Linked DNA regions of Homo sapiens: region 1 is linked to region 2. A link is a contact called in ENCODE Hi-C or POLR2A ChIA-PET data. All regions are on one chromosome and are shown on one strand. Each heading gives the region's core, a stretch centred on a gene start or an enhancer-like site at or near the end of the contact. The rest is flanking DNA. Distances are from core to core; before and after follow the strand shown. Region 1 holds the start of PDE9A-AS1 (PDE9A antisense RNA 1). Region 2 overlaps PDE9A (phosphodiesterase 9A).

Region 1 (6,375 bases), core at 3,313-5,812, 57 kb before region 2:
AGCTGCCCAGTTTATGAGAATTCGTTACGCAGCCCCAGGAAATGACTACAACTTCGATAAAAATAATCTTCCCCCCTGCAACCTCAACCTGACCTGCAGGACTAGTGCACACCAGAAACCACGCCAGGAGCGGCGTGTGATCCGAGCACTCGCCTTGCTTTCTACAGAGCGGGTGCCCATCAGGCACGGCAGAGGCAAGACCTGTGAGGCCGGAGGCTGTCTCACCACTCACTCCTGCTGCTGTAGGTGGGCGGTAAATGCAGTCGTTTAAGGGATAAGAGGCTGCATCCTACAAACACCTCCAGAAAGTGCTCAGGGACACACAGTTGTGGGTGAGGAGCTGGGGGCAGCTTCGGGAGGCATGGCCTGGCTCCAGACACACCCCTTGGGGCGGTGGAGTTCCCCAACCCATATGGGGCCCAGAGGCCGCTGTTCAGGGAGTCTGGTTTCAGGCTGAAGACTAGAACTCAGTTTTTGTCCTCTTCCCCTCGTGCTGCTGGTGGGGCTGGAAAGGCTGGCCCTGCTACACCCGCAGCCCCAGCTTGAGGCCACCCATCTCCGCCTGGCTCTGGGCAGAGGGGAACCCTGCCAGGCAGCACCACCCTGGAACACCACCCTCCTGCCAAAGCAGCCATGGCACCTGGGGCGCAAGGGACAGCCAGAGGGCTGAACCAAGCCACGTAGAGCCCACGGCCAAGGGCGGTGCCACAGGTGAAGGTGCTGTGTGTCTGAGGCTGCCAAGCCGGGTCCCAGCCTTGCCAGGTCCCAGCCTTGGGACCCCAGCTGTGTGGCCGTCCCTGTGCAACTTGGGAGCTCTTCCTTGGCTCACAAATGAGAGACTCTGTCTCCCGTCCTTTAAAGAGCCTCCAGCACAGGGATGACGAAGATGGATTGTTCACTCACAACTTTCCATGGCCACAAACTATGGCCTGACTTCCCCTAAGTCAATTGGGCTGAGACATCCCTAACTCCAAATGAGCCCATGAGTGCATGGGACAGACACGTGGCACGGTCCCTGTAGGACAGGCTCTCACGTGGCTCAGACAAGGCCTGCTTCCTTCCGCTCGGCCTTCCTCCCTGCGCCCACCCCGAGGCCAGGCCCCCGGGGCTTTGAGGGGACCAGATGAGGCCCGTCGGCTTTCCCTTCACCTTCTGCCTCTGAGACCCTTTCACTTGCCACGCTTCCTCAATAAGCAGATTGCCCTCAATTTCAAAATCAGGGAATGATCGTCAGCATGCCAGGTGGCTCTGAGACAACTCAGTGCAATTGCACAGGGCTGTTTCTCAGTCCATTAGTCCCCATTAAATCCCACTGAGGCCGGGCAGTGGCACTCTGGGGAACCATGAGCCACATCATATGCCTGTGGTGTCTGGGCTGGCACCAGCGGGCATGGAGGCAAAGCCCGGAGGTGTGAGCAGGTCCTGTGTGCCCCTCACTAAGCACAGCGCCCGCACACAGTAAGTGCCTCAATGCATGCGCTCTGCTCATCATCACCGCCGTCTCTTTGCTACTACCGGCATTTCCATCCCCAGTTTGGTCGTGGTTCATCCACACGTGTCCTGACCCTGGCTCCAGTAAAGAGTCCTGCTGTACACAAAACTGACTTTGGAGGTGGCATCGTGGAGACTGGGGCATTTTCCCCACGAGTCACAGCTCACTGGGCCCCCCGAAGCGCCTGTGAAGGATGCCTGTTCCCAGGAGAATGACTTCTGTGTCCCCAGTGCTGAAGCCCTCGCTGGAATGCAACCCAGTGGGAACATCACACAAGGAACCGGGTCCCTGGGGGCAACAGGAGGCTCCTCCCCTAATGCTTTTCCTCTTCTTGTTCTGTCTTTAAAAGTGGATATCAACTTATTCCAAGCTGGACACATTGCTCCTAAGGCTTGGATCTGCAGGAGGAGGACTCTTCTTCTGTGAAATCGTCTTCCCAGCCCCTATCTCCAATATGTGCTCTTTTTTTCTTGAGACAGAGTCTTGCTCTGTCGAGCCCAGGCTGGAGTGCAGTGGCGCGATCTCGGCTCACTGCAACCTCCACCTCCTGGGTTCAAGCGATTCTCCCGCCTCAGCTTCCCAAGTAGCTGGGGTTACAGGCATGTGCCACCATGCCTGGCTACCGTTTGTATTTTTAGTAGAGACGGGGTTTCACCATGTTGGCCAAGCCGGTATTGAACTCCTGTCCTCAGGTGATCCTCCCACCTCGGCCTCCCAAAGTGCTGGGATTACAGGCGTGAGCCACCACACCCGGCCCATGCGTGCTCTTTTGTTAGAAGAAAGTCACACCACTGACAAGCAGGTCGCAAGCAGGGTGGCTGCCTCCAGACTGCACTCTCCCAAGCCTGAACTGTACCGAACTGCACCAGCCTTTCTTTTAGGCAAACAAAGCCCACAGCCCCAGCCCAACTGGTACGGGGAGCCCTCCCCAGGCCCGGCCGCCCGTGGCCCCAGCGCAGACCCTACCTGCTGCTTCTGGCCGCCAGCTCCTCCCTCATCTTCTTAATGTCACTCTTGCATTTCTCAATCTCCACCACTTTTAGTCCTTCCACTGGTGACAGAGAGAGAGACAGCAAGGGGGTTACCACGGACGAATGTGGAGGATCTCTCAAGGCTGGTAACTAAGGGCTCCCTGTGGCTCCCAGGGAGGAATATACCTCAGTGCAGAGGTCCCCACACCTGCCCTGGCTGCCGATACTCAGGTTTTGCCTGCACTTCCGCGCTTAGCTCAGCCACAACTGACTCTATCCTCGCAGGCATGTGCCGTGGCCACCGCTGCACTACCGCATCCATCCGGGCAGTTTTCAGAAGGCAGAAGCTCCTCCCCACTCTCCACTCCCTGAATCTCAACTCTGGCACCCACTTTTTGCTCCATACCCCTAAGCACCAGCTGAGGACATGGGACAAAGGCGTCTTTTATCCCAAAAAGAAAAGGGGGCACATGTGGTGCCAGAGCATTAAAATGCAGTGAACGGCAAAGCGTTTTCAGCAAGGATTACGATCTCATTATGGGAAAAGCTTTTCATTGGAACGTCCTTCCAGAGCAGTTTCACCAGGAGAAAGTGTTGACTTAAAACAGAAGAGAAATAAATAGGCAAAGTTGAGGATCAGCAGAACTTGGACTTGATCACATTCCTGGAGTTGAAACTGCCTTGGCCAAATTATGACTGAGACAGTGAAAGAGATCTAACTTAGCGGGCTCCATCTTGCTTCGAACCTCCAAGCTGTCTGTGTTCATTCCTTGGCTGAACTAACTTTGGGAGAAACTTCATTTGTAGTTTATAGTTTAGACAAAGACTGTAACAGCCCTTTCCCAAAGCAGACCTGCTTCTTGCCTGGGGACGAGACTAACAGCCACAGGATTAGAAATTACAGTTTAAGAGTCACGCAGCTGGAGACTACGAGATTCTGACCCTCCCTAAATTGCTCCTAAGATCAGCGCTTGAGATATTTTGGAGACCCTGCAGTTGATGGATCAGCTGGCACCACCCAGATAGATAAACTGGCTCGTCTGGTCTTCTGGCCCCAGTCAGGAACTGACTCAGTGCAAGAAGACAGCTGCAGCCAGGCACAGTGGCTCACGCCTGTAATCCCAGCACTTTGGGAGGCTGAGGTGGGCAGATCACGAGGTCAGGAGTTCAAGACCAGCCTGGCCAATATAGTGAAACCCTGTCTCTACTAAAAATACAAAAATTAGCCGGGCATGGTGTGCCAGTGCCTGTAGTCCCAGCTACTCGGGAGGCTGAGGCAGGAGAATAGCTTGAACCCGGGAGGCGGAGGTTGCAGTGAGCCGAGATCACGCCACTGTACTCTGGCCTGGGGGACAGAGTGAGACTCTGTCTCAAAAAAAAAAAAAAAAAAAAAAAAAAGCAGACAGCTTCAACTCCCTATGATTTCCTCCCTGACCAATCAATCAGCATTCCTGGCTCACTGGCTTCCCACCACCCACTAAGTTATCCTTAAAAACTCTGCGCCCCGAATGCTCGGGGAGACTGATTTGAGGAATAATAAAACTCTGGTCTCCCGCACAGCCGGCACTGGGTGAATGGCTCTTTCTCCATTGCAGTTCCCCTGTCTTGATGAATGAGCTCTGTTTAGGTAGCAGGCAGGGTGAACCCCTTGGGCAGTTACAGAGTCCCACTGCAAAGGTGTACCTCAACAGTTAGGATACTATTTTTCAACCAAAAACAAACTGGAGCTTATGCCTCCGAGCGAGCGTTAAACTTCAAGATATTTACCCTTGGCTGACTGCACGTTTACCCCAGAAAAGCTGCCATGAAGCAAGCAGCTTTGCACGGCTTTTCAATTAGAGTTGGTTCATAAACCAATTGAAATAAAAAAGATTAGCTTTGTTACTTTGTAATCACACCTTAGTTTTTATGCAAAAGGATACTCCCACGATACCACTCTATTCCCCTTTTCATGAAGTTTGGCTCTGAATAACTGCTAAAAATAAAAAGCAAATGTTTTCTAAAGGAAAAACCAAGCAACTCAGAGCCTTTGGCTAGTTTGTAACAACTCCTTCCCACCCCAAAGGAAGTACTGCAGCTCCGGAAAGAAACTCTCCCAGTACAGTGGCCCAGGGCAGACTAGCTGGAATCAGCCTCCCGGGTGGGTTTCGAGGCGTTTCCAGGGTCAGGGGTCAAGTAGGGGCATGTTCCCGGGACACTGCTTCTTTCTGCCAGAAGGACGAAGAATCTGGAGAGTGCAATATTTGGATCTGGTCCTGCTGATGTGTTTCTGTGCTACAGAAACCTTCTCCACCCCTCTTCTACCCAACAGCTAGAGGACATGGGGTCCGGAAGTGCATGTGGCTGGAGCCAGTGTGGTCGCTGTCGTGATGGCCGAGTCCAGATGAGCTGCCGCTGGGGAAACACAGGGTACCTGAGGTCTGAGGTCGGGACGTCTTTGTCCAACCACTAAGAGTCCACATTCTCCTTTGGAGCCGGGTCTCCGTTTTCTCCAGCATCATGGGCCCCTCAAGGAAGCTGATGCATGCCACAGGCTGTCTTCTCAGAAAAGGTACCCAAGAACACATTTTGGGTTTGCATGTGGATTGGGAAGCCCAACGTGGCCTCCAGCGGTGCTCCTTGGCTTTGTCTAGACTGCAGGATCCCACCCATGCCCTGTGGATTTGCCACGTGGACACTGACGTGAGCAAATGGACAATTCAACATCAGTGGCAGAAAGGAGCTCAGTCTGGTTCACACGTGGAAGGCAGCACATTCTGAAAGTGAGTAGATCTGGGGAAGGGTTGGGCATGCGGTGTAGACTGCAAACAGGGCAGCTGGGCCCTCTGTCCAAGGTCCATGGACCATTGACTATGTCTTAAATGTCATTTTTCTGAATATAAAATATCCTATTATCATTGTAGGAAGTGTAGGAAATAGCACTTCAAAGAATAATATTTAAAAACTTGTCTAGGATCCTATGGGCCCAGAAAACAACTCAGTTAATATTATTTGTATTAATGTGTGTCCTTCCAGGCTTTCTGCCCACTCCCAGCCTTCTAAATATTCATCCTGTTTATCTATCTATCTATCTATCTATCTATCTATCTATCTATCTATCCTGTTTATCTATCTATCTATCTATCTATCTATCTATCTATCTATCTATCTACTACCTACCTACCTACTGTGTATCTATCCATCCATCCATTTATATACTATCTATCCATCCATTCATCTATGTATCCATTCATCCATCCATCCATCCATCCATCCATCCATCCATCCATCCACCCATCCATCTATGCATTCATCATATTTATGTATCTACCTATGTTCTATTTATCCATCCTATTTTTCTATCCGTTCTATCTCTCTATCCACCCATTCTATGTATCTACCTATCTTTCTTTTCTTTTCTTTTTTTTTTTTTGAGACAGGGGCTTGCCCTGTCACCCAGGCTGGAGTGCAGTGGAACAATCACAGCTCACTGCAACCTTTACCTCCTAGGTTCAAGTGATCCTGCCACTTCAGCCTCCTGAATAACAGGGTCTAAAGGGGTGCACCGCCACACCTGGCTAATTTTTGTATTTTTTGTAGAGATGGGGTTTTGCCATGTTGCCCAGGATGGTCTTGAACTCCTGGGCTAAAGCAATCCTCCTGCCTTCACCTCCCAAAGTGCTGGGGAACCACTTTAGGCATGAGCCACTGCACCCAGCCTCTACCTATCTTTCTATTTACATATCTATATAGTATCTATCTATGTATGTATCTATGTATGTATGTATCTATCTAGCTTCTATCCATCCTGTGTGTGTCTATGTATCTATATATCTATTATTAATTTTAAAAGATAAAATTTGTTGTTTTCTAACTTGCTATTTTCACTCATCAGGAGGTCACGGCCCTTCCCCATGTTAGTGGCTGCTGTCG
Region 2 (6,537 bases), core at 2,130-4,629:
GTACACATGGGGCCAGAGCCCTGAGACAACCAGGACAGTCCCAGGACCAGCCTGACCAAGGTGTGGTGGGATGGGAAGGGTGGGAGGCCGTCCCCAGGGCATTGAGACTCCGATTGTAAATGAAATTAAACAGCTGCGTATAATCCTAAGTGCGTGTAGATGCTGAAATACTTTAAAATGGGAATTGGAGCAAGTCTACTTTATTGAGTTGGGAGATTTTTTTTAAAAAACTGTGGTAAAATAGGAACTAACATTTATATCAGCAGATGACGAACTCATAGTTTGTCTTTCCGCTTCCAGTGCCTTTGGGAGTCCGTCTGAACTGCGCAAGTCTCTCCTACAAAATAGTTTTAAATGCTTAGGATGAGTCTTCCTCCAACCTCACATGTTTTGGGGCCTCTTGCAAGATGTGTTACCTCGACCAAGTTAATCTCTGATCTTCAGTTGTAAATTGTTAAAATCTGTGAAATAGAGGTGATACTCAAATCCCAGGGCTGCTATACGGAATACTGTGTATATATATTTATTTATTGGCACATTGCTTCATATATGGTGCCCAAAGATGCCCCAGACCATGGGCTATTTTTGCGGCTAAAACTGCCATTTGCTGCACTTTCAGACGTGTACTTTCATCTCCCTTTTCTCACCTGTCTGTGAGAAACTTCAATTGCCCTTCTCCACCTCCGTCCTAACTTTAAAGTTAATCCTTGAGCCAAAGCTACTCCTGCTCACCCTTTACATTTGGAAAGTTTGCTGATAATTAGAAAATTCACTGGCTCGAACACACTGTTGATTTAGGACATTAACTCCTGTGGGACTCTGAGGACTCGATAAGGCAGATCACTGGTCTTTTCAACCCATTTCTGAAGTCAGCCTTTCACCCAGTGTTGATCTGGGTCAAGCCCCCTGGGTAGAAAAGGCACCTATGGGGTGATGTGGGGCTGGGGACCAAACACACACAACCACCCCGCTTTCTCCAAAAGTGAATGAAGAAGTGAGAGGAAAAAACCCACACTCTTTTTTATTTATTTATTTATTTTGAGGCGGAGTCTCGCTCTGTTGCCCAGGCTGGAGTGCAATGGCATGATCTCAGCTCACTACAACCTCTGCCTCCAGGGTTCAAGCCATTCTCCTGCCTCAGCCTCCCAAGCAGCTGGGATGACAGGTGCTCGCCACCACGCCCGGCTAATTTTTGTATTTTTAGTAGAGACAAGATTTCACCATGTTGGCCAGGCTGGTCTCGAACTCCTGACCTCAGGTGATCTGCCCACCTCGGCCTCTCAAAGTGTTGGGATTACAGGTGTGAGACACCACGCCCGGCAGAAAAACCCACACTCTTAGGAGGGCGGTTCTGTTTAATTCAGCCCGACGGTTTCCTCCTTGTGGACACAGCCATCACCTGTGGAGGCAGAGAGGCCCGGAGGGCGGCTGAGCCTCCCTCGGGATTCTGCGCATTGATTGATTTCGAAGAGCCCCTTGTAGAAGGCCGGTGCCTCGGGCCCTTCAGCGCCTCTTCCCGCCCCTCCCAGCCATCCCGAAAAGGCGAGGAGGCCGCGTGGCGTCACCGGGCAGAGCCCGCAGCGCGCACTCACCGAGGCAGGCCGGTGGCGATGCAGAACAGGTCCATGATGTCGCTGGAGTTGCAGTACTTGCTGAAGATTACCTGCAAAACAGAAGCGCGGTGAGGCGGCAGCGAGGGCGGCGGGTCTCCCTGGAGACGTCAGACGCCACGTGCTTCCGCTTCGGCTCCAAACTGAAGGTTCGTTTTGAAAAGAAAAGCTGTAACTCTACGCACGGGAATGTCACAGGCTCATCTTTTCATTTGGTTGATGCATACGGGTGGTGAAAAATGTCATTGTCGTGTTCAGTGGAAAGAGTTGTGAAAAATACAGCGATGCCCCCTTGCCCACACGCCTGTCCGTGACATGGTTATGGTGAAGGCGCATCCCTCGGAAGGGGCCAGGCAGGACTGACCACCTGGGGTCAACACTGTCGCTTGGCACCGGGTCTTCAAGTATCTCATGGGGGCTATTCTGTAAATAAAATAAAATTCAAGTTCATTAACTTCAAAAGAAAAAAGAAAAAAAGGCCGGGCGCGGTGGCTCACGCCTGTAATCCCAGCACTTTGGGAGGCAGAGGCGGGTGGATCACCTGAGATCAGGAGTTCCAGACCATCCTGGCCAACATGGTGAAACCCCGTCTCTACTAAAAATACAAAAAATTAGCCGGGCGTGGTGGCAGGTGCCTGTAATCCCAGCTACTCGGGAGGCTGAGCCGGGAGAATCGCTTGAGCCAGGGAGACGGAGGTTGCAGTGAACCGAGATCGCACCATTGCACTCCAGCCTGGGCAACAAGAGTGAAACTCCGTCTCAAAAAAAAAAAAAAAAGACTGCCTTTCGGTATTTGGGGACTGAGGGACTGAGGCTGAATGACGAAGTCGAAGAGGGGAATCACATCACAACAGAACCGTTGAGGATCCTGGGCGCCCGCGGTGAAACTGGCGCCTGCAGAGAAACACCACCTACGCGCGGGATGGCCGCGCTCGCTCCCCAGTGCCGCCGGGGCTGTGGTGGAAGCGCCGGGTTAGCATCCGCATCTTCTGTCCAAGGGGTCCCGGCCATGAGTCTCGGCTCTCAGGGAGGGGGTATTTCGAGCTCGGTGAGGGTGGGGCTTCTCCAGGGCTGGACAGAGCGCGGAACGGGCCACGCCGAGGCCCCGCCTTCATCGCAGAGGATGCCTCCCTGGACAGTTTCCCCGGCTCCTGGCTGCCAACGCAGCTTTTCTTTCCAGCACAAGTCCCCGGTGTGGGGGAAACGCAGGCCTAGGAAGATGGTTATTTTTCGGTGCCCAGCGCACCATTTTTTTTTTTTTTAAGCTAAGATTAGTTTTCTTTTTTCTTTACTTGGAAACAGTGAAATATAGAAAACAGATTTTTTTTTTCTGTGACTAACACCATTTCCTGTGGGCTGCTGAACTGGCAACAATAAGACAGTAAACAGCACCTCTCCTTGCCCGTTATCCCCACTGGTATTTGCCCCAGGGGTAACGGTCGGTCAAAGGTGGCCTGTGTCATTGCGTGGTTCCTGACGTCTGTGGCATCGGCTGTGTCCCTGGCTGCCTATGCAGCTTGGTCCTGGCCCTGCTCGCACGGGTGCAGTAGCCCCTTCAGCAGCCCCCACTTTGGCCTCACCCCATTTCCCCCACATCCTCCTTTGCAGGACTCTGCTGGCTCCTCCCAGAGCTCCCTCCTCTGAGATGTGCTTCTCCTCCTGTGTCCTGGTTCCTGGCCTCGCCTGCAGAGGCTGCTTCTCCCAACCCCACTGCCGAGGAGTCCTGCACTTGGCCGGGTGCCAGGCCCTCACTTCTACCATGGCACCATCCTCAGCCCTAGTCACAGTTCACGCTGCGGCCTCCCAGGCTATGCCCGTGGAGTTGTGGCGTGGCAGAGCCTGGGCTGGGGTCGTGGCCATTTTCCCACCAAGACAGGACAAAAAGCGGTTCCCATGTGGGCCCCTGTGTAACTCACTTCCTTCCGGTGTGGCGGACTTACTTTGGGGGTCTACAGAACCCCAGTCTGCAGAGGGCAGGGGTGGAAGAAGAGGAAGGCAAGGAGGGCTCTTTCTTTGAACATTCTGGATCTGCAGCTTCTGGAGAAGCAGGATGTGGTTTGCAAGAGGCTTGCTGAGGAGGTTGGTGTCTTCAAAGCGTGCTTCTGGCCCCGGCTGAGGGATTCCCACGCAGTGGGTCCGGGTTGGGCCCTAGGAATCTGCGTTTGACTTCTATTGGGTTTCTTGGATTAGAAGCCACTGCTCAAAGATGTGTTTCTACAGTGTCTCCCTCAGATGAGCGGGGTGGTCCTGCAGAAGGCGGGGGGCCCTGTGGTCCCTGTGTTCCAACCTGGGTGGCCGCAGCAAATGACGCCTTTATAAAGTCCTCGCCCCACCCCGCCCCACTGGGTGCTTCTCCTCCTGGGCACAAAGGGCACCACATCCTGTCCCAGCCCCTCAGAGTGCACGGGGGATGATCTTGGAGTTAAATTCTCTCCAGACACATCTGGCAAGACCGACTCAAATCATGGCTCCTTGGGCTGGCTTGAAGGGGGTGCACCTACCAGCAAGACCTCAAAAGGCGAGGGGAGGGCGATTACGGAATCGCAGTCTCTTGGGACTGGGCAGGCTCGTCTGACTTTACTCAGAAGGGAAGTGGCTTTGCCAAGGGCAACAGGCTCATGGGCCTGGGGCTTCTCCATCTCAGGAGCATGGGGCCAGGTCGTGAGGCCAGGCAGCCCAGGCGGCCCCGGAGGCCTGGGGGGATCCTTGACTGCTTCTTACTCCTGGGACTCTCAACTCAACTTCTTTGAACCTAAATTTCCTCTGCTATAAAATGGACCAAAAAAGGGGTAGCTGTCATCTACAGAAGCTTTTACTCCAATGCCCCCTGGAAGGTTCTGCACCAGGCTGGAGGCCAGAGCTCGTGATTCAATGCAGAAGCTTCGAGCCCCATGGAAAAGGACCGCAGTAAGCACCTCCGATGACTGACCCCCAAGCACAGACTCCTGGGGACAGCTTCTGATGGCCTCGCTCAGATGATATTCAGACCCTGCCAGTGGGCTGCCCAGGGCTTCCAGGGCTCTTTTCAGTTGAGGAACAGCTGGCTTCATGAGGCTGCAGCCCAGGAGCCAGTGGAGAATCAGTTACGGAGCACTGAGTGGAATGAGTGAGGAACGCTTTACTTTTTGGCATCATGCGTGTCGTTGTACTGTTGGACTTTCCGGCTCTGTTATGAAGCCCTTTCCCTGTCTTCTTAAGCTATCAGTCACCTTTAACGACCTAGATTTTTTGTAAACTGAAATGAGTAATTCTTAAGTGATATCTGATTTTCACCATCTGCTCTCCTTCCTCCCCAAATGCAAACTTTTATGAAGGCTTTACTTTTGGTGGCAATATCTGCAAAGGTTCCGGAAGGATCTGTCCTCCTCCTTGCCAGGATAAAATTGGGGAAGGTTTATGCAACCGAGCCTAAGCCTGAGAGACGTGCGTGAGAACGACGCTCATTTGCTGGGCTGTGACCGCTCTTGAGGGGCCGAGGGTGACTGTGCAACGTCCATGCCCACAAAGTCCCCTGGGGGAGGGTAGGGGCTCTCAGGGTCACAGCCTCCAAGATGGGAAAAAAGGCTCTACTCTGGCAGGCCAGGGTTTTGGAATATCGTGGGGGCCTTGAGAAGAGAGGGGTTCATCAAATTTATAAGTACTGCCGGTGAAATCTGGAGGAGAGCTTTTTATGCTTGGCTTCCTAACCTTAGGATAGCAAACAACAGAGGCTTTTGCTTCTGATATCTTCTGAGGTCTTCCAGCAAAACAAACTGAAAAAGGCCTGTTTGGTATGGTGGCACTCTTGCCACCTCTATGCAAGCAAGGATGCCACACCTAGGGGGACCAGCCTTATTCTGCCATCCAGAATAATCTCTCTTTGAGATTATGTTGGAAAAAAGGTGGGGAGGCTGTCAGGAAATTTGGAATAAGCACAAAAGTTGGCACTGGCTGTCTCCACTGGAGAATATAGCTGCATCCGTTTGTAAGTCCATTTCAACATTGCTTCACTCCTTATACATTTAGGGTTCTTGGATTTCTCTTTTGAACTGGTCGTACCTTCTTACCAGTTCCCATTCGATTCATCAGTTCAGTAAAAATGTTTGACACACGGTCATTTTAGATCTGGATGAGAGTCATGACTTCAGCTTTTGCTGTTCATTAGTCTCCAGCGGCGCCAAAGTGGGTGCGAGTTTGGGCATGAGGCGTGAGCCCTAGGGATGGGGGCTTGGACAGCCGCGCTCTTCGCTGGTGTCAGAAGCACCCAGCCTGATGCTGCTCCTGACTGTGGGAGGCCAGCCCGGCTGCAGCTTCAGACCACGGGAGGACCCCTAGGCTGCCTCGTCAGGAGGCCATAGGGCTTCCTGACCACATGCTGAAGAATTTTGCAAATCCTTTATCCAGAAACAAATAGTGCAAAAAAAGTTGATAAAATGAAATTTGAAAATGAGATGCAGAGGCAGCAAGATTAAGGGAAAAACGAAAGTTTTATGTTGGCTTCTGGCTTGCAGGCGAGTCAGGGCTGGAGCTTACGAGAATGCACGGCAGGTCATCACAAACCCTTTTGTGTGGTTTGACTGGCAGTGCTGTGATATTAAAGCAAGATGAGAGAAACAAATGATGAGACAGAGGGCGGCTCCCCCACTGGAAATTGATGCCTCTTCATAATCAGCTGAGACCTGGGAATGTCAGCGGGAACATCACTGTCTGGGAGCCCTCAAGCTGCCTACATTAGAGAAGGCTGACACTTACCAGGTGCCAACCACAGGCAAGCACTAGTCTAAGATGTTTACACACGGAAACCAAGGCACACAGAGATGTGTGTGGCTCCCACGCACCCAGCCAGAAGTGTACATCAGGACTGCATCCTGGGCCATCGGCTGCGGACCGCACATGCTTGATCACAGCATACACTGACTCCCAGATTATTTAATGTCTATATCCAAAA

Evidence for each region. Hi-C counts contacts between places; a loop is a spot of excess contacts on that map. ChIA-PET counts read pairs that join two places held with the same protein, here RNA polymerase II (POLR2A). Pooled maps may share reads with other maps.
Region 1: a pooled map shows a loop between it and region 2 (4-fold over the local background). The contact joins the promoter of PDE9A-AS1 here to the enhancer-like site in region 2. A Hi-C loop is called at or near these places in 12 of 168 maps with a recorded cell type or tissue (CD4-positive, alpha-beta T cell, CD4-positive, alpha-beta memory T cell, CD8-positive, alpha-beta T cell and 7 more) and 13 of 50 pooled maps. POLR2A ChIA-PET finds 5 or more read pairs at or near these places in 11 of 52 experiments (CD4-positive, alpha-beta T cell, CD4-positive, alpha-beta memory T cell, CD8-positive, alpha-beta T cell and 8 more).

Annotation. Positions count from the first base shown.
Region 1 is chr21:42,739,944-42,746,318 of GRCh38, reverse strand. It overlaps PDE9A-AS1 (PDE9A antisense RNA 1), which reads left to right and starts at 4,562. Exons shown (of 2, transcript NR_183525.1): 1 at 4,562-5,225. It overlaps PDE9A (phosphodiesterase 9A), which reads right to left. Exons shown (of 20, transcript NM_002606.3): 8 at 2,459-2,543.
Region 2 is chr21:42,681,318-42,687,854 of GRCh38, reverse strand. PDE9A (phosphodiesterase 9A) reads right to left here. Exons shown (of 20, transcript NM_002606.3): 2 at 1,593-1,663. Among named protein-coding and RNA genes, the nearest start is that of PDE9A, 31 kb to the right of the region's middle. Within about 2 kb of position 3,379, at least 3 of the 41 ENCODE cell types and tissues checked have a DNase peak (open chromatin) inside an H3K27ac peak, as active enhancers do; they include CD4-positive, alpha-beta T cell, natural killer cell and sigmoid colon, where a contact is called at or near this core.